Regions from separate parts of the Mus musculus genome. Here all the other regions are linked to region 2. The links are chromatin loops, found by intact Hi-C in ENCODE. Cell type or tissue: left cerebral cortex. All regions are shown on one strand.

What was found. A loop is a pair of places that touch in the nucleus more often than their neighbours do. Peaks named below come from ENCODE experiments on the same cell type or tissue, not always from the same donor. Only the 100,000 strongest peaks of a DNase experiment are listed, where the experiment ranks them.
Region 1: it touches region 2 in a loop (5-fold over the local background); 2 of 42 quality-filtered maps call a loop at or near these places.
Region 3: it touches region 2 in a loop (6-fold over the local background); 4 of 42 quality-filtered maps call a loop at or near these places.

The regions. Positions count from the first base shown.
Region 1 is chr5:112,695,045-112,703,044 of GRCm38, reverse strand. All of the region lies in intron 42 of Myo18b (myosin XVIIIb), which reads left to right. Among named protein-coding and RNA genes, the nearest start is that of Gm30529, 50 kb to the right of the region's middle. In left cerebral cortex, no CTCF peak of the experiment used is centred here; DNase peaks (open chromatin) are centred at 2,134, 3,710, 6,168, 7,492 and 4 more places; H3K27ac peaks cover 2,527 bases.
Region 2 is chr5:112,573,389-112,581,388 of GRCm38, reverse strand. It overlaps Sez6l (seizure related 6 homolog like), which reads left to right and starts at 4,191. Exons shown (of 17, transcript NM_001253916.1): 1 at 4,191-4,617. The coding sequence starts at 4,521. In left cerebral cortex, CTCF peaks have their summits at 4,209 and 7,259; DNase peaks (open chromatin) are centred at 5,677, 6,363, 7,259, 7,847 and 3 more places; H3K4me3 peaks cover 4,565 bases; H3K27ac peaks cover 4,115 bases.
Region 3 is chr5:112,860,934-112,868,933 of GRCm38, reverse strand. It overlaps Myo18b (myosin XVIIIb), which reads left to right. Exons shown (of 44, transcript NM_028901.2): 8 at 542-740; 9 at 2,448-2,590; 10 at 3,177-3,277; 11 at 3,631-3,694. Among named protein-coding and RNA genes, the nearest start is that of Myo18b, 31 kb to the left of the region's middle. In left cerebral cortex, CTCF peaks have their summits at 1,119 (motif pointing left) and 3,990 (motif pointing right); a DNase peak (open chromatin) is centred at 3,990.

The sequences.
Region 1 (8,000 bases), 120 kb before region 2:
TATTGTTTTTAAGTCACAGGAAGTGGCTTTGGCTAACTGGGGTTTGATTGAAGCATCCTACATAAGGAAGATACGGCTGCCCTCTGACCTCCTCACAGCTCCCTCTCTGCTCTCTCACTCACTCCAGTCCATAAATCCTTTCAGGGAACTTGACTCTGGGACTTCATAAAGGAAAGATGTGTATGGTTAAGAAGCACACATTATTTGGAGGAGAGATATAGTAAGCATGAAATTATAATACAGAGTTATAATACAGGAGCATTGGGGGTGTTGAGAGCCCTGGGGGCCAGCCTGGCTTCAGAGGCATTGATTTCTCAGTGGGACTGATCACTGAATGGTGGTAAATGTGTCAAATTTTATATATACAGCAAGGGACCCTTGGAATCACCTGTAAGATTCTACTTGACTCCTCTGCATTCCTCCCCCCATCTCTCTTCCTTTCTTCCTATTTTAGGTGTGTGCACAAGGTGCATATGTGTTTGTCCATGTTTGTGTGTGCCATGCCTGTGCAGGTCAGAGTCAGCATCAGGGGTTTTCCTTCATCAACGTCCATCTTGCTTTTCGAGACAGGGCTTTTCAGTGAGCCCAGAGCTCATGGATTCAGCTTACATCTTTGGCTAGCAAGTCCTGGGGCTCTGCTTATCTCCATTCTCCCAGTGCCAGGATCACAGGCATTCGTGGCTGAGCTGAGCTGCTTATGTGGATATTGGGGATCTGGACTCTGGTTCTTGTCCCTACATGGCAGGCATGTTAGTAACTGGGTCATCTCTCTCTCCATCTCCCTTTAAGGAATGATGGTGTCCAGTCACCTTGGCCTCTCCTTTACTTTGGTGGCTGTCTGAGTTTTTCAAAGCTGACATTATTTCTGTCTCCATACCCCACCCCCCTTCACGGTTATCCCAGGCTCGCAGACATTAGCAAGCATGTGGTGTCATGTTGGATTCCAATATGCATTCGCCCCAGTTGTCCCCAAATGGTCTTACATAACCCGGGGTTTTTAAAGGAAGGATCTTATGAGGAGGTTAATTGTCGTGTTTGGTTGTCTTCTAAGGCTGGTTAGGCAGATAAGAAGCTTTGTGTTGGAGAAGTCTGAGGCTTATAGACTGACTGGGCAGGGAGCACTGTCACTCCCCACCGGGTCCCCCATTTTGTGTCTGTCTGTCTGTCCAAGCTCTACTCTTGGCCCCTCGCTCTCTGCCTCTTTCACCGAAATGGATCATCTTCACTAGGTTTCTGGAAATGATTCATTTCATCAGCACAAGCTTTGTCCACGTGTTCAGAGTGCAGAACATGTTCAGAGTGTGGAACTGTAAGTGTGTGTGTAATCTGCAGTGCTCAAATCAGGACCTCTTGAATAAGCTCTTCCATCTCCTCCTCTAAGTCTTCCATTTCCATGTGCTGGGATTTTTAGAGGCCTCCCAGTTCTTGCAAAATACATCACAAGTTCCAGTAGACTTTGGTGTCTGTGCCTCGGTATAGGACATGGGACTGTACTTGATTCTTATCTGAGTCTTGATCCCTGTTCTTGGCGTCTTCACTCCCCACTCATCCCAGTCTCTGGCAAACCAGACAGACCCTGCTCCTGATGTCTGTGAGAGGGGCATGGGCAAAGCTAGAAAAGCCCTGTGAAAGAAGGTCTGTGGGTGGGGTCCCCTGAGGCATCTCACCAAGCTGGTTTCTGTGTGGAGGACTGACATACACTGAAGTATCACAAAGAACTGCAGACAAGGCTGGCTGCTGTCCCACCCCACTGCATAATGCTTGACTTTCTCCAGTGTCCACACGATCAGTCTAGGAGAGTAGACACAAGGACAGCCTCCTGCTGACCTTTCTCCTCTTTGGCTGAGTCACTCCCTTGGTGCCCCTTGATTCACACCTTTCCTCAGCCTGTTGTTCTCGACGAGCCTCACTTTCCTGCCCTCAATGTGTAGGTAGTCATCATTGCCTGCCAAGAGTTTTGCAGATGGAATCAGCTAATATCTGGTGGGTGGGACCCTCCCCCTCCCTCCAACCCTCCCTCCCTCCCACAACCTCTTATCCTTCCAAATCCATGAACACCACTCATTGCCTCCCCTATTCCAAAGCCTGAGTCATTCTACCACCTCCAGAAAGCCTGTGCTCCAGGCTCAGTACAAACGGTGAGCTCCCTTGCCAGCCCCAAAGCTGCATCCATACCCTGGAACTTCCTGCAGAGCAAACCCTTCTTCAAGGATGTATACAGAACTAGCACCAAAGATTTGCACTCAAAGCAGGGAAAGCATAGCCTATTTTCTGCTTCTGTATGTCAGCCCAGCCTTGAGACAGACAGACCAGGCTGGGTATCCTGCAGTTCCACTGTTCCTCAGAAATCCCGCTAGCCCTTCTGAGCCTCAAAGTTCTCAATTGTAAAATGGGACAATAAAGGGTAAGGAGGAAGAATGGCTAGGAGGTGAGGATCTGGCACACCATTGGATGTAAGCCCATCTCCTTCCATTTATCATGTATCTGGGGCTTAACATTTCTGTGCCTCTAGTATGACAAAGGAAGTTCACAGTATCATGTGCTTCAGGGAACGTGATGCTGATGCAACCCAGTGATGTGTGTGATGTGTGCCTTGTGTTCAGTCCCAGGCACCATGCTGATCTTCAGCATTTGCTCTCTTGAACTTGGTGCTTGCACCACAGGGTTATCTTCGGAGGAAATCCACTTCTCACCCCGGACATCACAAGTATTACATATTAATTACTTATTAATTTGCTCCATGGTTTCAGGGTGTGGGTGAGGAATAGGGGCAATGGCTCACCTCTGGGGGTGACTCATAATGTCATTAAATCTGCATTGAGTCTCCTGTGGCTCCAACCGGCTCCGGCTCCGGCTGGATGCTGAGGCAGGAATTGAAAATGCCACCATGCAGTTATGTCTGACGCCAGGTCCAGAGGCCTGTGAGTTGGAACTGGCCTTTCAACTCACTATGTCATGATGGGCTTTGAGAGGACATGTGAAAACCTGGGTAAAACTTCACCTACAGACCCACCCCATCCCTCAGCCTTGGAGGGGAGGGGAGGGGACCTGGGAAGAATAAAGCACAAATGGCATCTGGCCTTTAAGGGTCCAGGTCCTAAATCCACTTTGCAGGAAGCCCACAAGCAAGTATTCTCACCTCAGTGAGCCTCAGTTTGCCCGTATGTGAGATGGGGCAATGATACTGATCTGGGTGACATGGTACAGCGGCCTCACCTCCTGCAGTCAGGATTCATAGCACAGCTGCTACAGTCACACTGGGGATAAAAACACAGGAGACACATCCACCAGACAACCTGGCAGGGGAAGGGCATGCTCTAGTAAATCCACAGGAGATCCGTTCTCAGCAGCTGGCTTCTTCTGAACATGAGCCATACCTAAAAGTCACCTCTCCATCTCTCCTTGTCTGCTGGTACAGGTCTTATTTGTTCTTTAACATCTGTGCTCAGTGTGGGGTCTTCCTTAGCCCCAGCTATCAAGGACAAATAAGCAGACAGGTGTTAAGATGCTAAAATAGATTAAATTAGTGAAGAACAACTCTTTGAAATGAATTGGCATTCACTCATTTAAGGGTACTTGGTTTCTGAACACCCCCACCCCCACATACACACACACACAGATGCCAACAATTGTGATACTGTCCAGATTGGTACCACCCACACCGACCCCTCACATCCTAAGTCACATTCTGACACCCAACACACTGACGTCATTTACCTGCTGGCTGAAGAGCGGTCGGAGTGTATCGTTTAAGGAAAACGGCAAGATTGTGCGGATTTGGTACAGTTGCGGTTGTTCTTCAGATATTTTTGGTCTGGTTGAGCACACACACATGCAGAATCTGCAGCTGCTGAGGACCAACTGAGTGTGTAGATAAAACTATAAGATGTGTTGCCTACCCTGAAGTCCTGGGATGGTTGGAGGCTGACCAGCATACACACCTCATCTCTAACTCCTAATAAGACCCTGAGACCTGAGACTTGCCCCAGAAGAAGCCTAACTTGGAAAGAGGAAGATCCAGGATTTGAACCCACTATTAATTGCTTAAAGACTCATTTTCCTAACGTTGCAAATTCCAGGATTCCAAAGATTTTATCTATTAGGCAACCAAACACACAGGATGCTTCTATATAAAGTTCCTATGGAATCAATGGTCAGCACTTATTGCACTCTTCCTGTGTTCTGGGCATCAGAGAATCACTAATAACTAAACATATTGAGCTGAGAACCTACTGTGTGCCAGAGGACTGATGACTGCCCTCACCAATCCATTATGTGTTTATGCTGTATGCTGGACCAGCTAGCACACTTTATACCCATTTGCTAAGCATCTGCTATGGCCTAAGGCACTAGGCAGTGGTGGTAGACACAATGGGTATCTCTATCCTCTCTGTAACACTGGGAGGTGGATGTGCCCCCTCCCATTTTTCAGTAGAGGAAATTCTGGCCTAGAGAATGTAAGGCAGCGATCCCAATGACAGCATCATTCAAGACAGCACCAGATAAGGTCCCCAACAACCAAGATCTGACGTCAGTGACGGTGTGAGCTGTGTGTCACACACAGAGTCTGTCAAAAGGCCACAAGAGACAAATGCATTGCTCTGTGTTGACTCTCCTACATGGGACTCCACCTTGGCTACCTCCTCTCTGTGTGCCACAGGGATGTTCCCTCTCCCATGCTATGCCTGGAGGTCAAAACTCTTGCTTCTCAGGGTTGCCATGGAGGCAGAAGAGATGGCTGTCCTCTTTCCTGATTCTAGGGCAGGGCCCAACAGGTTAGGGTACCATAACTGTAATTACTGACTAATTCTGCACTTGAATATGAGAGCCACCTCAGTGTTTGTTTTTTGGAGTGACTAAGGGACAGGCTTCAGAAGTTCCTGAGATATCTCAGGAACCTCCCTTCAGAGCCCACCCCTACCCACCACCTGACATTCATCACCCTATCTCCCAGCCGCTCCACCCTCAGTACTGTAGCCAGTGCTCTCCTTGGCCAGTGCTCTGAGTGTCAGTTGACATCTTTGATATCTACCAAACATCCATCACAAGAAGCTCTCTCTCTCTCTCTCTCTCTCTCTCTCACACACACACACACACACACAGAGAGAGAGAGAGAGAGAGAGAGAGAGAGAGAGACAGAGAGAGAGAGAGAGAGAGAGAGAGAGAGAGAGAGAGAGAGAGAGAGAGAAGCTACCCTAGAGGACACCTGGACGGCAAGAATGAGTGTCACAGGTCTGGGTGCCTGACGACAGGCTATGGTTAAAGGCTCCAGAGCTGGGACAGGATATGCCAGCCTCAAGTGGCAGAGTCAAGATTCGTTCCCCAAAGCCCAGAGGATTTCTGGATCAATAAATCCCACAGTATCTGCACAGAATTGGCACACAAAGAACTTCATACACAGACATCTGATGCAGACAGCCACAGGGAAGGCTGAGAGGGACAAGGGACGTGGAATTATCTGTCTCCGCTTCTCACTCAACACCCCTGTCCCCTGCAGTCTCCACAAGAATCCACTTGACATGGCTTGTGTCCCTGCTGATCCTCAAAGGCACCAGGCATTCCCACGAGGCAGGGCCCAGCCCTGCTCATGAAGCCAAGGCCATCCACACCCACAGCACTCATGGCCCCCACCCCGGGCCTCCTGCACCTTACAATGCAGTCTGGACTGCAGACCCATGTCTGGGATCCTGGCTGATCCTGCTGCCCAGTGTTCCCCCACCTGTTTTGTCAGAAATATAAATGGCAGTACTGGATTGTCCTATGATTCTCATACCCCTCCCCCTGCCCTCACCTTTCTGCCCCTTCCCTTCTCCAGCATCTGAGCTTTTCATCTTCCTTCCAGCCCTAACCTCTGGAGGTCTACCAGTTGTCTCTTCCTTGCTCTACTGTTGGTCCTTACAGCTCCTAGACTTTCCTTTCTTTCTTCCTGTGTCTCTGTCCCTCTCTTTCTCTTTTCCTTTTCCACCCTCCTCCTTCTCTACCCTGAGTAAGTCCACTCAGGACTTATTTACTGAGCACATACTGTGAGCCAGGCTGAGTACTGAGTATCTCCAGGACTGAGAGACAGCAGTCCCCCCCCCACCCCCGAGTCCCAGGCGGAAAGCATGCTGAGTGGCAGGCGATGGATGAGACTAAGGCCTGAGATACATTCATCACGCCCACCTCTTTTCAGGGCCAAGACAGCATGGAAATAACTTTTGTCATCTCAGCTGCAGCCCACTGGCCCTGGCAGCTCAAAGCTGTTTATTAAAAATGAGAATGAGATGAGCAGAGTGGATGCCACTTTGAAGTGTGTAGTATGTGTGGTGTGAGTGTGTATGTGTGTGGGTGTGGGTGGGTGGGTGTGCATGTGTGGGTGTGGGTGTGTGTATTCACATGGGTGTGTGGTGTTTGGGGGGGTGTAAGGGTAAGGGTGTGCATGTGTTGGTGTGTGAGATGTGTATGTGCCCATGTGTATGAGTGTATGCATGTGAATGTGAGGTGTGTGTGTACATAGTTGTGTGTGTGTGGTGTGTGAGTGTGTGCTTATATTAGATGTGTTGGTGTGTATGATGTGCATGTGTACACATGCGTGAGTGTGTGCATGTGTGTGTGAGGTATGTGTGCATAGATGGGTATGTGAAGTAAGCTGTGGTGTGTTTGTGATGTGCGTGTGTACACATGTGTGTATGCATGGGTGTGTGCATACATATGTGTGTGGTATGTGTGTATGTGTGTGAGGTGTGTATGTGCATAGGTGTGTGGTGTGTGTTTATGGTGTGTATGTGTTTGTGCACACATGTGTGTGTGGTATGTGTGTGCATGTGATTGTGTGTGAGATGTGTATGTGTGTATGTGCATAGGTGTGGTGTGTGTGTATGGTGTGTATGTGTGTGTGCATACATGTGTGTGTGGAATGTGTGTATATGCGGTTGTGTGTGAGGTATATATGTGTGTATGTGTATAGGTGTGTGGTGTGTGTGTATGGTGTATATGTGTGTGTGCATGGGTGTTTAATACATGTGTGTGTGGAATGTTTGTGTATGTAGGTGTGTGAGGTGTGTATGTGCATAGGTGTGTGGTGTGTGTGTATGGTATGTGTGTGTATATGCTCCTGCATGGGTGTGTGTGATGTATAACAGTATGTGTATGTGTGTGTGCATGTGTGTGTGGTATGTGTGTGTGCGTGAATGGGTGGTGCATGCATGTGTGTGTGTGTGTGTGTGTGTGTGTGTTGGAGGGAGACATTCTAAAGCACTGCTCTCGAAAAGCAAGCCTTCAGGTGACTGGGCAGCCATTAGGCTTCACCCTCGGTGCTCAGGCAGGTCCAGCTGTGACAGGACAGGAAGTGACAGGCAAGAAGCGGGAATGAAGGCAGCTGCTGTGGAGAAGCGTGAAGCTTTTGTTGTAGCACACGGGGCTGCCTGCTTCTTGCTAAGTGATGCAAGGTCACTGCCCATCTGGTGGCCAGCCATTCTCACTCATGATCTCACTGGGCTGAGTGGTGGGCTGTGTCTGCAGGCTGGGAGGTCGGGGAATGGGATGCTAACAACCAAAGCTGTTAGCAATCAGCTGTTACTCATTTCTGCGTTCTTGATTACGGAGTGGATGCCAAGCACAGAACTGAAAGCTTTTTCTTTGTTTTCCTAACCAACTGTCTATGAAGCCAACATTGTAGAGCCCCGACAGTGGGGCTTCCTGCAGGGTGGGAGGCAAGAGAAAACAGGGCTGGGGCTGGGCAGGTCCTGGCTCACTGCTGTTGCTTATACTTGTCCTGCAGGGTCTAGCATGAAGCAGGGTTCAGTGAGCACAGCCAGCCCTATGCTCCATCCTCATGAAACTGTTTAACCCATCACAATCTGGCAGCATCTCACAGGGGTCACACTGGCAGGATCCTCTAGGAGAGAAGCCCATGGATGAAGCTCTGACCTCCAGTGTCGTGGCCTCTAAGTCATGATAACAAAATGCCATAGTCCAAGTGGCTTATAAACCACAAAAGTTGATTACTCAACATCTGTAGG
Region 2 (8,000 bases):
CTGGGCACATAACCCTTCATGAGGAGAATCTCCCCTCTGGGTTTGTAGATCTGGGTGGTTACGTGGATGTTTTTTTGTCTGCCATCTTTGAGCTTTCTCCGTGCTCTGGCTGGGCGGCCCCTTCCTGTCCTCCTTGGCCTCAGGAGAATGCAGATCAGTCAGCAGGCTGGCTTTGTGTTATGTCAACTCTCAGTCGGAAAGGAAAGGCCCTGTCTTCTAGCACAGGCATTTTTTTAAGAGACAGCACACCTCCAAAGGAGCCAAAGGGGGAGGATAGTTCCCTGCAGGTGACATGGGTGTCCTGGTGGGACAGGCCAGCTCACTTCACACTTCACTGTGTCCTTGCCGGCTTCCAGTAAGAGTATAGTGTGGGCCCAGGCTTCCCACTAGGGGCTGCAGAAGCTGTGCTCTGTGATGAAGACCAGATAAGAAGATTCTGGAAGTTTCATCTTCACTTTAAAGATACAGGGGTGTGGGGTGTCCATCTCCTGGGATACCTTTTACCTTCTACCAGCATTTTTAAGTTGAACCCTTCTTGCTAGTGATGTCTTCTTTTATATTGGTTCCTCTCTCTTCCAAGACAGCAGATATTTTCTTTTCCAGTGTCCTGTGATAAAGTCTTTAGGTACTCAGATGCTCCTGACAGAAGCACACGATGCTTGGTCTGAACATAACACCTCGTTGGCCTTGTTGAAGGACACACAGTCATTAGTAGGAACTTATTCAAATGGCAAACTAACGTTCCAAAGCCCAGACTTCTGGACACTCTGTGAAACTGATTCCCTGGCACAGAGTGTTGGTCAACTGGAAAAGACAACCTTTGGGTTGGCAGACATCACTAGATGACCCAAGAATGCAAGAGATGATATCCACTGTGTTCATGGCCCCTCGCACTGAGTTTGACATCCAAGAACCATCCATTGAGCACAAAGAAAATGGGATGTTGGGTAGATAGATAGATAGATAGATAGATAGATAGATAGATAGATAGACAGATGGACAGAAGGAGAAATGGATAAATAAGGGGACAGAAGGAATAAATGATGGGGCAGTGGGAAGGGAGGGAGGAGAGGCTTGTGGGTAGATTATAATGGTTGAACTGGACAGCAAGTGACGTACCTTCATACTGTGAAGAGAGATGGAAGGTGATAAATTGTGAATGGATGGTTAGAAGAGAGGGATGGAGAGATAGACAGCTGGAGACATTGATGAGTGGGAGGAACAGATGGGGGCATGGATGTACAGCTGAGTGTGTGAATTGGTGGGATGAATGGCTAGTGAGTGGGCAGATGGAGGATGGATGGATTTGTGGATGGGTGTGCCAATGGGTGGATGTGTGCATGGGTTGGATAGAGTGAGTGAGTGAGTGGATGGTTATGACCAGATGGATGGGTTGGTGGATGAAGAGTGGATATATATATATCCATACATATATATATATATGGATGGGTGGATGGATGGGTAGATAGATAGATGGGTGGGTAGATGGATGGATGGGTGGATGGATGCATGGATGGATGAATGATGGGTGGGTGGATGGATGGATGGATGGGTAGATGGGTGGGTGGGTGGATGGATTGGTGGGTAGGTAGATGGATGGATGGATAGATAGATGGGTGGATGGATAGATGGATGGATGGGTGGGTGGATACATGGGTGGATGGATGGATGGATGGATGGATGGATGGATGGATGGAAGAATTGATGGATGGGTGGATGGGCAGATGAAGGGTAGGTGGGTGGATGGATGGATGGATGGATGGTGAATAGATAGAGTGAGAGATCAACTCCAGAGAGGCTGGTGGCTCACAGAAAGACTCTCACAAAGTCAAAGAAGTAGTCAGAAGCTCCAGCTTCCTGTCTGCTCGCTGTTGTGACCACAAGCACCTGGGGTGGACCGTGCATTAGGGTAGGTCCTGGGCACTGTTGGTAACAACTGCTCAGACTGAGGCCAATCCCCAGACTAAGATTTGACTTGACCTACCCCTGAGGTCCTCTCCCTTATCCTGTAAGCATGCACAGTGTATCCTGTCACTCCTCAAGGACACTGTTGCTCATTTTCAGTCACTCCACATGCCAGGCATTAATTTTATTCCTACCCCTCTGGAAGAGTAAACTAGAACCCAGAGAATACAAGCCACTTATTCTTGGCCTTCTGCAAAGACAGAGGTGAGGCTAGGTTCCAGCCTTTGCCCTCAGTGGCTGATTTTTAACTGCACAAAGGTGGTCACTCCCACAGCAGCATGTAAAGAGAACAGACCTACAGGCTCACCCCAACTTCAGGAACAGAACCTGGGCTTCTCTGACCCCAAGCCAAGACCAAGCATAATCTGGCAGTAGACAGAGCACAACCCTGGGCAGAACCAGACTATACATGGTATTGAACATGTTGCCTTGCCTCCCCACACCTCAGTTTGCTCTTCTTTAAAATGGGTCTGGTAATGGGGAAGATCTTCCCCCAACCATGTACTTTTGTTCCAGCTCTGACCCCAGCTGGCTCTTTCTGGTGACTCATCTGCCCGATGCTCTCAACACCTACCCTTACTAATCGATGACTGCAGTGATGGACTTCCAGCAGTGTGCTGGAAGTGGGGAGGCCACCAACAGCCAGGAGGAGCCACCAAGTCTCACCCCAGAGGTAGCCATCTTGGTTGAGGGGAAGAATCATGTTTGGGTGATTTGATTTTCAACTCAGGCCTGGTCTTGAATTCATCCATCTTATCACTTCCTGGCTGAGTGGCTTTGGTGAGGTTGACCCTCTGAGGGCATCCAGGGGAGATATCGATCACTTCTACCACTGCCGATCATTATGACTTTAAAACAGAGACCACACCAGAGTCCGGTGAGCCATGGGTGTTTACAAGCCTTTCTATCCTCATCTCCAAGGAGGAAGCCGGCACTTGTGTCTCTCCTCCATGTTTCTGTATTCCTGCTTTATGCTTCTATTCCTCAGGGGTTACTGGATGGCCTGCTGCTAGCCCTCTAGAGGAGGACCCAGGTCTTCTGCATGTCCTTCTCAAATCCCCACTTCCTGAGACCTGATATGAACTGGGGGTCTCTCCATCACCTGATAATCTGAGCTTCAAGCAAAGAGCATCCCAAGAGTAAATGAGTGACAGGGGCATTTGGAACCAGGACCAGAATAGTCCTCCTTCGCTCCTCCCACCTCCAATGCTCCCCTCCCCTACGTTGTTTTCAGAGATTCCCAGTCTCTCCACTCTGCTAAAGACATCCCCCCCCCCACCCCCAATTGCTACAACCTTCTTTCCATCTGCTCCCTGCTTGAGCGGAGTGGCAAGGTGGAGTGGGGGAGGGGAGGGCTTCTAACTTGGGGTGAGGGGCCTGGGAAGCCAGCTGGGGCTGTGAGACTCAGCAGAACAAGGAGAGCTGTCTCCCTTGGTGTGAGGTATCTTCCAGTTGGCCCTTGGCCAATGCCTGGCTATAAGTGGCTTCTTGTCTTCCTCACCCACTGCGCCCCGTCTCCTCTGTTTGTGGAAGAAAGACACGCTGCTAGAGAATCTCAACTGGACAGAGGCCGCCAGAGGATGGGCCTGGAACCAAAGCTTCCACTGGCGGGGGAGGGAAACGGGGCTTCGGCTCTGGAAGCCTGGCGGATCTGCAGAGCGCTGTTGAGAGTGCTAATGTAGCTGAAATCATAACATGGACCCAGGAGTCTGTGGCTGGGCGTTTCCAGGGTGAAGAACCACTTGGTATCAGACAGAGGATCCTGTGGTCCTGTGCATTGGTCCAACAATGTCCCTGGATGCAGTCGGTGTGGCTTCCTAGGTCACTGGGACTCTCTGTGGAAGCACCAATGCATTTGGCGGATAGGGGAGGGAAAGGTGGATGCGGGTGGGGACCTCAGGGGCCAGAGAGGGCTGTATAGTGGGGATACAGGTCAGGCTGTTCGCCGACTGGGTTCGCAAGGACACATCGGGCGCTCTTCCGCCTCGTCTGACCGTCCCAGCATCCGCAAAAAGAGTAGGGACCCTGAGCCCACCCGGGACCGGGCGATATCACTAACTTCTCAGGGCCTAAGGGCCAGGCTGCCCCCGGAACGGCCCTCGGCCGCCTCCTCGCGCTCACTTCCCTCGCTCGCTCGCTGGTTCGCTCTCTCTCTCTCTCCTGCTCCCTCTCTCGCTCGGGCACCAGCCCCCGCCCTCCGCTCGCTCGCCGCCCGCGGCTCCTCCTCACTCGTCCGTCGCCCGCGCCCGGTGCAGCTCGGCCAGAGCCACGGCGAGCTGCGCGTCCGCCAGGAGCCGCTGCCCTGATCCTACTGCCCAGATCCCTCTGCCTGGATCCCATTGCCTGAACCCCGCTGCACCAATCCCTCTGTCTGTCTGGACCTCGGTCTGGGATCCGGCTGCTTGGAGCCTTCTGTCCATCTCTCTCTCTCTCCCTGGATAGCACTGCCTGATTCCGGCTGCTCGAATCCTTCTGCCCGGACTCCACCGCACGGATCCCTCTGCCTGGACCGACCACACGGATCTCTCTGCGCCGACCCCAGCTCCGTAGCTACGATGCCCGTGGCACGGCCACAAGCCGCGGGACCCGACAGGATCTCTCTGTTCCTTGTCGCCTTCCTTCTGGGGAGCCCCGCGGCAGCTCAGGCGGAAGGTAAGCACCCCGAGGGCCCCGGCCCAAAGAGGGTAAAGTTGTTGCGGCTGACCCGAGCAGTCGGGGGTCTCGACTGGTCTGGGAACACACGCGCCACCCGCGGGACCGCCCGGATACCGGGCTGGGCACCTCGTCCCTGCCGGAGCGCGGAGGCGGGGACGCATCTGAAGGACTCTCGCCTTAGGCTGCGGGTCCTTCGTCGGTCTCTGGGCTCCCGTTTGCAGTCTGGAGACGCTTCCGGGAGAAGCTCTTGGGAGTGGGGTCCTCTCCAAACCTTCAGATTCTGGAAGCTCTCTGCAACTGCACCCGGGGCTGGCTGCCAGGTTATTCTGCCAGGCTCTGTGGAAGAGGATAGGTATAGGAAGCGGACAGCTGACTGCCTGTCTCCAGAACCAGACTCCCTCCCATCCCACCATCCCACGCTGTCTCGGACTATCCGGAGGGGCTGTCTCCTGGATAGGTCCCAGCCAGGTGTCAGGAAATTGGACTTGGGTGTGGCTTCTTCGGATGGAGGAGAGCTCAAGGCTCCCAGAACTTGGTGAGAAGAGAGATATTAGAACCCCAGGGGCTTGGCCCCCTTTATCCCTCTACAGCTTCATCGATATTAGGAGTGAAGAGAGGGTGCTGGTGAAACCCACGTGCTTGCTGCTTAGGAAGGGAAGGGGGTCTGAGTTTATGGAGATTGTCGAGATTGTCGGTTCCTTCACCTGCCTGGAGTCACACCTTTGCTCCACCCTGCTAGGGTCCCAGGAAGTTACAGTGAGATGCTGAGGTGAAGAGAAGAGGGAGGCAAATAACTCACCCAAAGCTGATCCCACCCCCAGCCACCAGAGCTAAAGACACCAGGAGAGCCCACGGTGTCAGCTATTGGGGTTGGATCACTTAACCTCTCATTCTCTTGGCAAGGTGTGACTCTTGTTTCCTCCCGTGGTAACTTACAAAACAAAGCTTGGAGCCTGCCTGAGCTGACCACAGCATGGAGCGCTTACCCCACTCCCCAGCACCCCCGTCCATCTGGAGTTCTGTATAATTGAGGTTTTCTTGATGATCTGGAGTTCTGAGGACAGAGAAGCATTGCCGCTTCGCCGCGGGGAATTCTGGGCCCCTGAGTTCAGCACCAGAGGCCCCGGACAGCTCTCAGCTCCAGGCCCTAGCTCTGGGTCCCATCACTTCGTTGTGGCCTGGAGTACCCTCAGCATACATCAGACATTATATCCCCAATCTCTTGGACCCAGAAATGGGAGCGATGGGCATGATTTGCCTCCTCTATTTAACAAAACATGTCATTGAGAACACCCCCTCCCCTTGTGAGACAGTGGTATTTCCAATTTACACCAGGTCTGGGCAGTTTCCCTAGGAAAGATGGGAAAAGAGATTTGGTTTAAATCAATGGTCTCTACCCAGCGTGCCTTTTCTTAATTAGCTGTCTCTTTCCAACAATAACGTGGTGGCCTTGAACTGAATCCAGATTGCCCTGCCCCAGCTCTTAAATCTGTGTGTGTGTGTGTGTGTGTGTGTGTGTGTGTGTGCCTGCCACTCCACAAGCAGAACTCAAAGATGCCCAGAGGCTCACCATCTTTTCTAAAGTGGCCCTACCTCTGAGTTTGACATTCTCTAAGGCACCACCCTTGGCATGGGGTGGGGTCTTAATGGCATATAGGAAAATGTCACCCAAGATCAGGATCCTGTATCCTGATTCCTCAGTGTGTGCCAGAGTGTAGGAGGGAAGGCAGGATGTGTGCATTTGTGATGTCAATTTTTAGACATTTTATATTTTGCAACTGCTCCACACCACGCGGCTAGTGAGCATATATTTTTAATTAACTTCAGGTCACTGCCAAATTAAAGTCCACGATACACTTCATCCAAAGGCTCGTTACTAACCATGGGGTTCTGACTGAGTCATAAGAAGGGAGCCAGGGTGGCCCATGGGCACTGCCAGTTCTCATGGTCCATTTGGAAACAATTGATCTTCCGCAATAAATTCTATTTTTAACCGGCAGCTCTTATCCACAAACCAGAGAGGAGAGGCATCAGAGGAGCCCAGTGTTGCAGACTTGTCTTCCTGCATGCAGTGTGAGGGGTGGGAACTTGTTGCAGGCTGTGCATTCTCTGGGCCGTTTTGATGGGAATAAAGTGTAGCTTGTCTTTTTTAAGAGGACCCCTATTGCCTAAGACATGCATGGGAGAGCAATGCACGCACACGCCGAGACTGCAAAGCCTGCCGTTCCTTTTCTTTTCCCCTTGGATTAACAAAGCAAATCCAGTATCTCTCAGTAAGACTCTAATTTGTTGCCTCCCCTAGCCTCTGACATGTGGTGAGATGTATCGTTGTTACGTCGGCCTTAAGTGTGCTTTTCTATGTGCCGTTCTGTTTCAAAGAGTTTTGGCTGCCCCCACCAGGGACTACCCGAGACAAACTTAAAAGATTCTTCTTTTATTCACACAGTTCTGCTGGTCATTAGGAAACCATATCGACTTCCTTTCTTTCTTCTTTCAAGGCATAAAAAAGGATGTTTCCCGAACAATTTGGTTTGTGACTTTTGGTTAGGAGTCCGTTCCTGCAAGCCATTCAAAGGAGCGCAATACACAAGGCTCTCCTGTGTGCCAGTTGATGGCTGCGTGGCAGGCCCATACTGCATGCCTCCACGAGGGGCGCTCAAAGCTGCAGCTGGGCAGGAAGGAGGCAGACACGTGTATGTCCTGTTGAAAGCTAGGATGGTTCTCAGCCTGGTGGTCTGTGCACCTGGCTTCACTCCCTGCCACTGGAGGTATCTGGTCCTTATGTCACAGGGAGAGATTACTGTCAGCTTTTGGCACACAGTGAAAAGGGGGGACACAGAGATGAGAAGTTTGCAGAGAATGCTTACTCGCAAGGTGTCATTACAACTCAGACCCTCATCTAGCCCTTTTCTGCCAGTGTTTGGACTCCCTTATAGTGGCAATTGCAAAACGAGGGCGGAGGCAAGGCTGCTCTGGTGAGTGGTCGGATTGAATATGAGAAGGAAATTAGCAAGGTTCAGGAAAACGGTTTGGAAATCAGAGTTGCCTCAACCCAAAAGCTCAGTCCATTCATTGATTAGGTGCACTTAACCTTCAGAGAGACCTTCTTGTCTGGTACTCCATTCTGCCATCTGTAGGACGTAAATAGAATGGAGGGCTGATGGGACCAACCTAGAAGTGTGGTTATAGGATTCTGTAACTCGTGTAAAGAGAAACCGGCATATGTTCGCACACATGCAGTGGTTTCCTGTTCCCCTAAGAACAAACTTCCTCTGTGAACAGGTACCAAGAAAGTAGCCTCCCAAAATTGGGCAAAGCAGATGCCCACATAAATACTGAACTAATTTAGGCCAAAGTCGGGGAAGAGGGGCAGCAGGCAG
Region 3 (8,000 bases), 290 kb before region 2:
AGTCTCACCCACTGACTTTCCTCAGAACTCCTAGATATGCTTTCTGTTATGCTCGGTGTGACCTGTGACGTAAGGATCTCTGTGACCACACCTTCCTTTCTCTTGGGCGTGTCCCTGGAGCAGTGTGTGGGCCATGTGATGTATGCACAGCTTTCTGTGGAGGAAGCTCCAGCCAGCACATTCAGCACCTGCTTGCATTGTCTGAGGGTTTTTGCTTACGACATGTCTTCATTGGAACCCAGCAGTGACTGCCCAGTCAGTTTCTTGGCCAGGGAGATGGCTCAGTTTGTTTTCACGGCAGACATCACTAATTGATAGCCATTCCCAGTTCCCATGTTCAATATTACTAATCAATTGTGCCAATTTCCCCGGCTACCTCATTGAAGGTGAATCGTACCCAATGATTTAACTAACCGAAGCAATGAACCCTTTCTGGTTGAGCCTTTAATGAGTATATCGGTCGCTCAGGACTTCTAGTGATCTAGCTGTAGATGACACTTGCAGGCTGGCCGGGAGGCTGACACCTGTCATCTTGTGGCAGGTACCCCGTGGTCGGCAGGATGGCTTGCCTGCCCACGTAACGTCCCTGGCCCAGCGTGCATACTGGGCACTGCTTAGCCAGCGGAGAGACCAGAGCATTGTGGCCCTGGGCCGGAGTGGAGCTGGGAAGACCACCTGCTGTGAGCAGGTTCTGGAACACCTGGTGGGTATGGCAGGCAGCGTGGACGGCAGGGTGTCAGGTATGGTGGCCCACAGGTGACAACTGGATGGGAACAGGGAGGGGAGATGTGGGGGTCCTGGGTGGCTGGGGGGGGGGGAGATCCTGGGTGGCTCTTCACTACTCCTGTCTAGCTGTCATTCACTAAGCACAGATAAGTAAGGGCCCTGTGTTGGCTACTGACCCAGAAAGCTAGTGCTCTTTTATATACCTCTGCCAGGATAACAGTGCATCTCTGTCATGACATTGGTAGCCTTTACAGTGGTCACACACTGGGACAGCACCTCTACCAGGATAACAATGCATCTCTCTCATGACACTGGTGGCCCTTACAGTGGTCACACACTGGGACAGTAGGAAGCAGAAGCTTGGCTGCCACCTGCTGGGAGCCATCCCATCAGACAGATGGAGGGTTTCTTGGGAGTGTGTGTCCTTGAACAGTCCACAGCCCACTCCGCTGTACAGAGAACCTGAGAAGCAAAGATGAAAGCAGAGCTGAGAGCCGGAGACAGAGCTACGGAAGGCTAGGATGCTCTAGAAAGTGCTCCTGTGCTGGCTGGGGGAGAGGCCGGGCAAGAACACAGGAGGGGTGTAGTGGGCCTTAAAGACCGTCCGTGAATAGCATGGATAATGATAACTGTGGTCACAGCCGTCGGTGTGGCCATCTCCAGGGACCCTGTACCGGACCCGCTTCTAAACAACCACAAGAGCTCTGTGGTTTGAATAGGACGGGGGTGGGGGAGGATAGCGATTATAGCAGGACACTGGTGGGATAGCGATTATGATTTGAGATTTATACATAAAGGCATTGAAAACTGGAGAGGTTTACTAGGGTTCTCAGTCACACTGTAATGTCTCCATGGAACCTTCATAGACATTTCTCTGCTCCTTTTCATCTTTCTCCTCCTCCACCCCCATACACACACACACACATACTGTTTATCTAGAAAGCATACGTGTGCACAGGTGTGTGCATGCATGTATACTCTAGATGAACATCATTTTCACACTCTCCAATAATAGAATCTGTCCATCCTGGGGACACTGTCCTCCGGGACTTACACAGCGCTGCACCAGACGGCACCGGCTATACCACCATTGCAGACCATGGGTGCTTTCTAAGCACTGAGCATTGTTAAGCTGATCAACCTTTCAGAACTCTGCCAGAAACACAGTTGCCACTCCAGGGAGGGTCCTCCTGAATTGTGAAGAAGATAACTGTCCCTTTGCAAAAGGCAGAGCCCCCTTGGGCTTCTCTTAGAGGCTATACCTGCTGTCCCCCCTTTCTGTGATCACTCTAAGCACAGGGCTGGGAGCTGGTTTAGACTCTCTCACAGACTGGTTCTGCTGTGTATGTGAATGTGGGAGACAGGATGTACCCAGAATGTGGGAGACAGGATGTACCCAGATGTCTCCAATGGCACACAGGGCTTGTGGGTGCTCAGAGAATATCTTTGGGGAGATCCCAGAACTTTCAAGCCCTCTCATGGCCTTCAAGTGTTAGGAGGATCACACACACACACACACATCACTCAGATCGTTTCTATTCTACTCATGACTTTGAGAGTCGGGGTTGAGGCAGCTGCTGGGACTCATGGAGTGACTGTAGTTCGAAGCTGAGCTGTTGCTCACCAGAGCTCCCACCTCAGAGAACAAAGACCAGGATGGATTTCGAGAACGGTAGCCTTGCTTAAGGCACAAGTGACACCTCCCCTCTGTCTCCTGACAGTGGAGAAGCTCCGGGCTACCTTCACTGTCCTCCGGGCCTTTGGCTGTGTGTCCACCGGCCACAGCCGCAGGGCCACCCGCTTTGCCATGGTGATGTCATTGGACTTCAATGCCACCGGCCGAGTCACAGCTGCTCAGCTCCAGGTGAGGCTTAGGGATGGGCACGGGCTCTTTAAGGTGTGGTGTCCCCAGCCTGTACCCACATTTCCAGTCAGGACCCTGGGGTGACAAGAGTGTTGGCACCCTGGAATGTTAAAAGCAGCTAGCATGGCGTGGCTCTGGGATGGGTAGGAGCAGAATCTAGAGGCTTGTTGAATGTAACAGATCCACACAGAATCCTGTCCCCTTGTGCCACACATGTGGCCTGTCCCCTCTCCAACATTCCAGTTGAGCAGAAAACAAAATTAGGGTTTTAGAGAGAATGACCACACAGCACCAGGTGACAGCCCAGATCAGGGAGATCTGGCTCCCCAGTATCAACTAAGGCCTTTGCTCTGCTGGTACCACTGGGTGCAGGCTTCAGTGAGGGAGGTGCTCTGGGCTTTCCTGGGAGCTGGAGGGAGCCCATGGCTTGGCTGATTGCCTGTGGGGCTCTGAACCGTGGGTGCTCTTGAGTCACCCTTTGGTGAGGCCTCAGGGAGTGTTGGGGTGGGACACTCTAGTAGGGCCTTTGGGAACCAAGTCTGGAGAGAAGGACCGGGGATGACACTGCTCAATTCCCCCCTTATAGACAGTGCTTCTGGAGAATAGCCGTGTGGCCCGGCAGCCGCAAGGGGAAGGAAACTTTGAAGTTTTCTCTCAGCTGCTGGCTGGGATGGATGTAGATCTCAGGTGAGTATTTGGGATAGGCTGGGCTGGCTGAGGCAGGAGGGTGAAGAAAGCCTAGTGGGAAGCTCCACCCAGAGCTGAGAGGCTCGGGTACCCAGTGACCCGGTCTCTGATCTCAGTTGTCAGGGCACTGCACTGAGGCTGGGTTACATTTCATGGTCTTTCGCTGTGTGAGATTGGAACATAGGGTCATTGGGATGGGAGGCCTGGGGCCTGGGGCCTGGGGCCTGGGGGCTGGGGCCTGGGGGCTGGGGGCTGGGGTAGCCAGGCTGTGTGGTATGTGGGACCCAGCAGTAGGACACCTCCTGTTGCTTGGGCTGGGGCAGACCCTTCACTCCTACAATCGTCTCTTCCAGGACAGAGCTGAACCTGCATCAGATGGCAGAGAGCAGTGCCTTCGGCATGGGCCTGTGGTCCAAGGTTAGTGGCCTGCCTCCAGGGTGCACTGTCATCCCAGGGCCAGGGAGGGAGTGATGGAGGGTCTCTGACCCACTGTCTCCTTTTGCTCAGGTCTGTAGTTGCCAATGGCGGTCATGTGGGGGCAGCAGCCCTAGGAGAGTAACAGGACCTCTTGGTAGGATCTGGGCTGGTTGAGGAAGGGAGGCTTGTCCCTGACCAAGGAAGGATGTGGTGGGAGAGGGTGAGATGTGTACCCTAAAGCACTGTGTCTCCCTTCAACCCTGGCTCCCCAACTGTCTCCAGTGAGACCTGAGAGTTTAGCATGGTTCTGCCTGAGTCTGTCAGCAGGGGGCGCTCTGGAGGCTGATGGGGAGAGGTGGGTACCCTCTGCTGGTTGCTGTTTATGGTCCTGAGCAGAGGTGGGGGGCAGTAGGGGTGTGTGAAAGGGATAAGGTGGAGGATGGGTGGGGGAGGGGAGAAGTGGGGAAGGGTGGGAGAAGGAAGGGCCTTGAAGGTTGGCTGCTCCAGGGTTCCCTGAAAGGGGGTGGCCGTTCACTTGTTGGCTGTTAGTTTTGCTCATTTCTAATGCTGCTCTCGTGACTTCCTTTGCTCTCATTCAGCGGGTCAGGACTCTGGCACTTGTCTGAAGTTTCACTGTAGTGAGGAAGATAGGCATGAAAATTAATGTCGGTATTTTAGAGAACAAGACTTAGGAAGAAGTGTGGTTGTGGGCACCAGAGAGTGATTAAATCAAAGAGATGTTTGGCCTGAGTCAGGGAAGGCCTCGTAGCCAGGGAATACTGGGCCTGGTTGGCATTGGGTTTTGAAGGATGCATAGGAGTTTACCAGGTAGAGGGATGACAACCCAGATAAAGGTACTACCACAGAAGAGCATTACAGAGCATCAACGCTGAGCATAGATACACAGATTATGAACCTGGTACTTGCCAGTTAAATCTGGGAGCACACGAAAAAGATCATCATGAGAAGTCTTCACTCCAGGGATGCGGGCATGTCTCAGTGTATGTGAGTCTGTAAATATAATACATCCCATAAATGGAATCGAGGCCACAGGTCACAAAATCCTCTCTATGGATGCTGAAAGGACTTTTGACAGAACCCAACATCCGTGCATGATAAAAGTTCTGAGGAGCTTGGGGTAGAAGTATGTCTTGGCAGCACTGTGAGGTTAGAGCTGTGGGGTTAGAGCCCATCACACCACTGAGCGGGAAAACCCAAAGTCTTCCCCTTGAAGTGAAGACCAAGACACAGTGTCCACTCTCTGCCCCACTCAGCACAGCAGTGGGAGACTTCACAGGACAGCGAGGGGACAGCAGGAAAGGAAGGAGCTGGTTATTGCTTCCAGACATGTGATTCTGTGACCAGTAGGACCCCAGCAGGAATCTCAGAGTGGGCAAACACATCCTCAGCAGAGAGGCAGGAGACAAACCACACACACACACACACACACATACACACACACACACACACACACACACACACACACACACATGGCAGGGCCCTCTTGTGAGGCAACGGCCAACGTCTAAGAAAGAAATGAAGAGCTCAGCCCCATTCACCACCGCAAACATCTCGCAATAAATGTAACCCAGGAAGTGAGAGCCCTCGGCAGTGAACCGTTAAGACCCTTGGGGAAGAGATCGAAGGAGTCATTAGAAGACAGAAAGACCTCCCACACTCAGGGATTGACAGATTAATGCTGTAAGTGGCTGCCGTACAGAGGCCACCTACAGGCTCGACGTGTCCACCCAGGTTCCAATGCCAATCCTCAGGGACAGAGAGACAAGCCTGAAACTCAAACAGGAGCAGGAGAGACATGGGGGTAGTCAAGCAATCCTGAGAAAAAGCAAGATGGTGGGAGGCGTCGCACGCCTGATTTCTAGTTAATCTGCAGACTCAAGAGTAATGAAAACATCATGGGACAGACATGCTGATTAACGGATAGAGTCACATACTCAGATCTGAGCCCGCATACCCGCAACAGAAAACACACAATGGCGAAGAGACATCATCTGGGAGAACTGGGTGACCATGTACAGAATGAGGCCCCACTACTCACTCCTAAAACACCAACTTCAGATGCACCCCAGACCGTCATGTGATGGCGTGAAGCTCACGGTCCAGACCTGCAGGAGGGGAACACTTAGTAGGACTCCAGTCACCCAGGGAACAACACCAACACTGGCAAAGGGGACCCCAGGGAAGAGACATACAAACAGAAATCAAAGAATAAACCCACAAAACTTCTGTCTAGCACGGGACACAAAAGAAAAATATGGCTTACAGAGTGTTAAGAGCTGGCAAAGGATTATCTAGAATTTGTATCTAGAATACACAAAGAACTCCAAAAATGAGAAACCAAAATACTCATTAACAATGAACTAATAAAATGAACAGATGCTTTTCAAAAGGGGAAACACAAACGACCCAGTCAGAATGGCAGTCATTAAAAAAACACGAACAACAACAACAACAAAACCATACAAACGCTGGCAGGAACGCCCCCTCGTGTGCCATAGTGGGGGGGAATGTGAATGGGTTCAGTCACCATGGAAGCCAGAATGGAGGCTCCTTTGGAAACTAAAGTTCACGTGACCCAGGGGCTTAGCTGGGCATTGACCTGGAGGTCCCTAGTCAACATACCACGGGGACATTGACACAGCAGCATTCAACAGACCACAGCAGTAAGTTCTGGAGCTGCCTGGTGTCCACAAACAGAGATGAATAAAGAAAAGGTAAGCTTCATCATGATCTACGCAGCTGCAAAGGGGAAGGGGGCTGTCGGCTGAGGAAAAAGGGCACGAGGGAGAGTTACTCGAATTAAACCAAGAAGCGTCCCAGCGTCAACGTCATTGAAGAAACGTGTGAACGTCATTGAGAAACGTCTTAACGTCACTGAGAAGCGTGTGGTCCTTGCAATGTGGCACCTATGTTTGCATAGATACATGAAATCATGGATGTAACAATGTAACACTAGAAGCAGAGCTGGGGCCAGAGGAGTTCGGTGAGAAGCATCCGTGGGTGAGCTGCGTCTCAGCTGTGGCTACAGTTGTGGGCAGACAGCAGCCCCTGCTGCCCTGGTGGCTGGCTATCCGTGACCCCTGAACCCGTGCACCTCCTCCAACTCCTGCTACGGTCAGCTGTGGTCTCAGAAAAGCCGGAGATGAACAAGTCTGGAGTTTTAACCTGGCCGCCCTTGTGAGAGCTTGTTCTGTGCCTGTTTTAGTATTACTTGTTATCTCTCCCTCTTGCCTCAGTTTTCCACACACTCTGAGGTGGTGTGGGGCTGCATTTCTTTCTCGCCGTTGGTGTGCAGAGCTCGAGGGACATCAACACGCTCCTTAGGGGAGGCTCAACATGGTCTAAGATAGGGGCCCTAGCCTGTGGCTTTTCTCCAGGGCTGGGATGGAGGCTGTGGTTCTTGGGCACCCAGACGTCGCTGGGAACTGCAAAGAGTTGGGATTGGGTGGTCTTGAGATGAGCCCAGGGCGAAGGGCATAGGGCTTAGCTCAGAATGAGAGCCAGGAGTGTGGAGGAGCCTTCTACGGCAGCAAGGCTTCTCCCCATGACGGTCCTGGATAAAGGAGACAGTCCTTGCCTGTCCAAACTGTTTATTCATGGTGAAAAAGGATGCATACGACTTAGTCAAGGTGGACCAAAGATTAAATACCTTTTTCAGGAAGGGATGCCTAGGAAGGGAAGCTCACATTGGCTAGACATTCGGGGCCTATCTAGATACCTCATTAGCACGGAGAGCTCTGGGCTCGAGGTTAAGGTGACCAATTGTCATGGTCCTCCTAGTGGGGTGTCGTGGTTACATGCTCCAGGACAGAAATCTGGTTGGCTGCCAGTGAACTCCTGCCGTTCTCAATTCCGAGTTTTATCCGAGTTCTAAACTTTACTCCAGTCTTACCAGTTCTGAGTGGGTGTGCGACTGAGCTGGTATTGCCTGCAACTCTGAGGTCTCCGAAGGTCTCTAGTGTGGCCCTGTGGCTCAGGCAGGTGGAGAAGGGAAGCGGCTCTTGTGACTTCTACCCTAAGCAAGCTGCTGGGCACACACATCTTACACACACACACATCTTACACGCACGCACGCACATGGGCACCTCTAAGCCACCCACAGAGCCATGTGCCCTGCCTGAGCTTCCCACATAGTTGTGTGCTTGCTGTGGTGTGAACAGACCCAGAGTGTTGGAGACTTAACCCTTAAAATCGTAGTGTCAGGTTGGAGAGACAGCTCAGCGGTTAAGAGCACTGACTACTCTCCAGAGGTCCTGAGTTCAAATCCCAGCCACCACATGGTGGC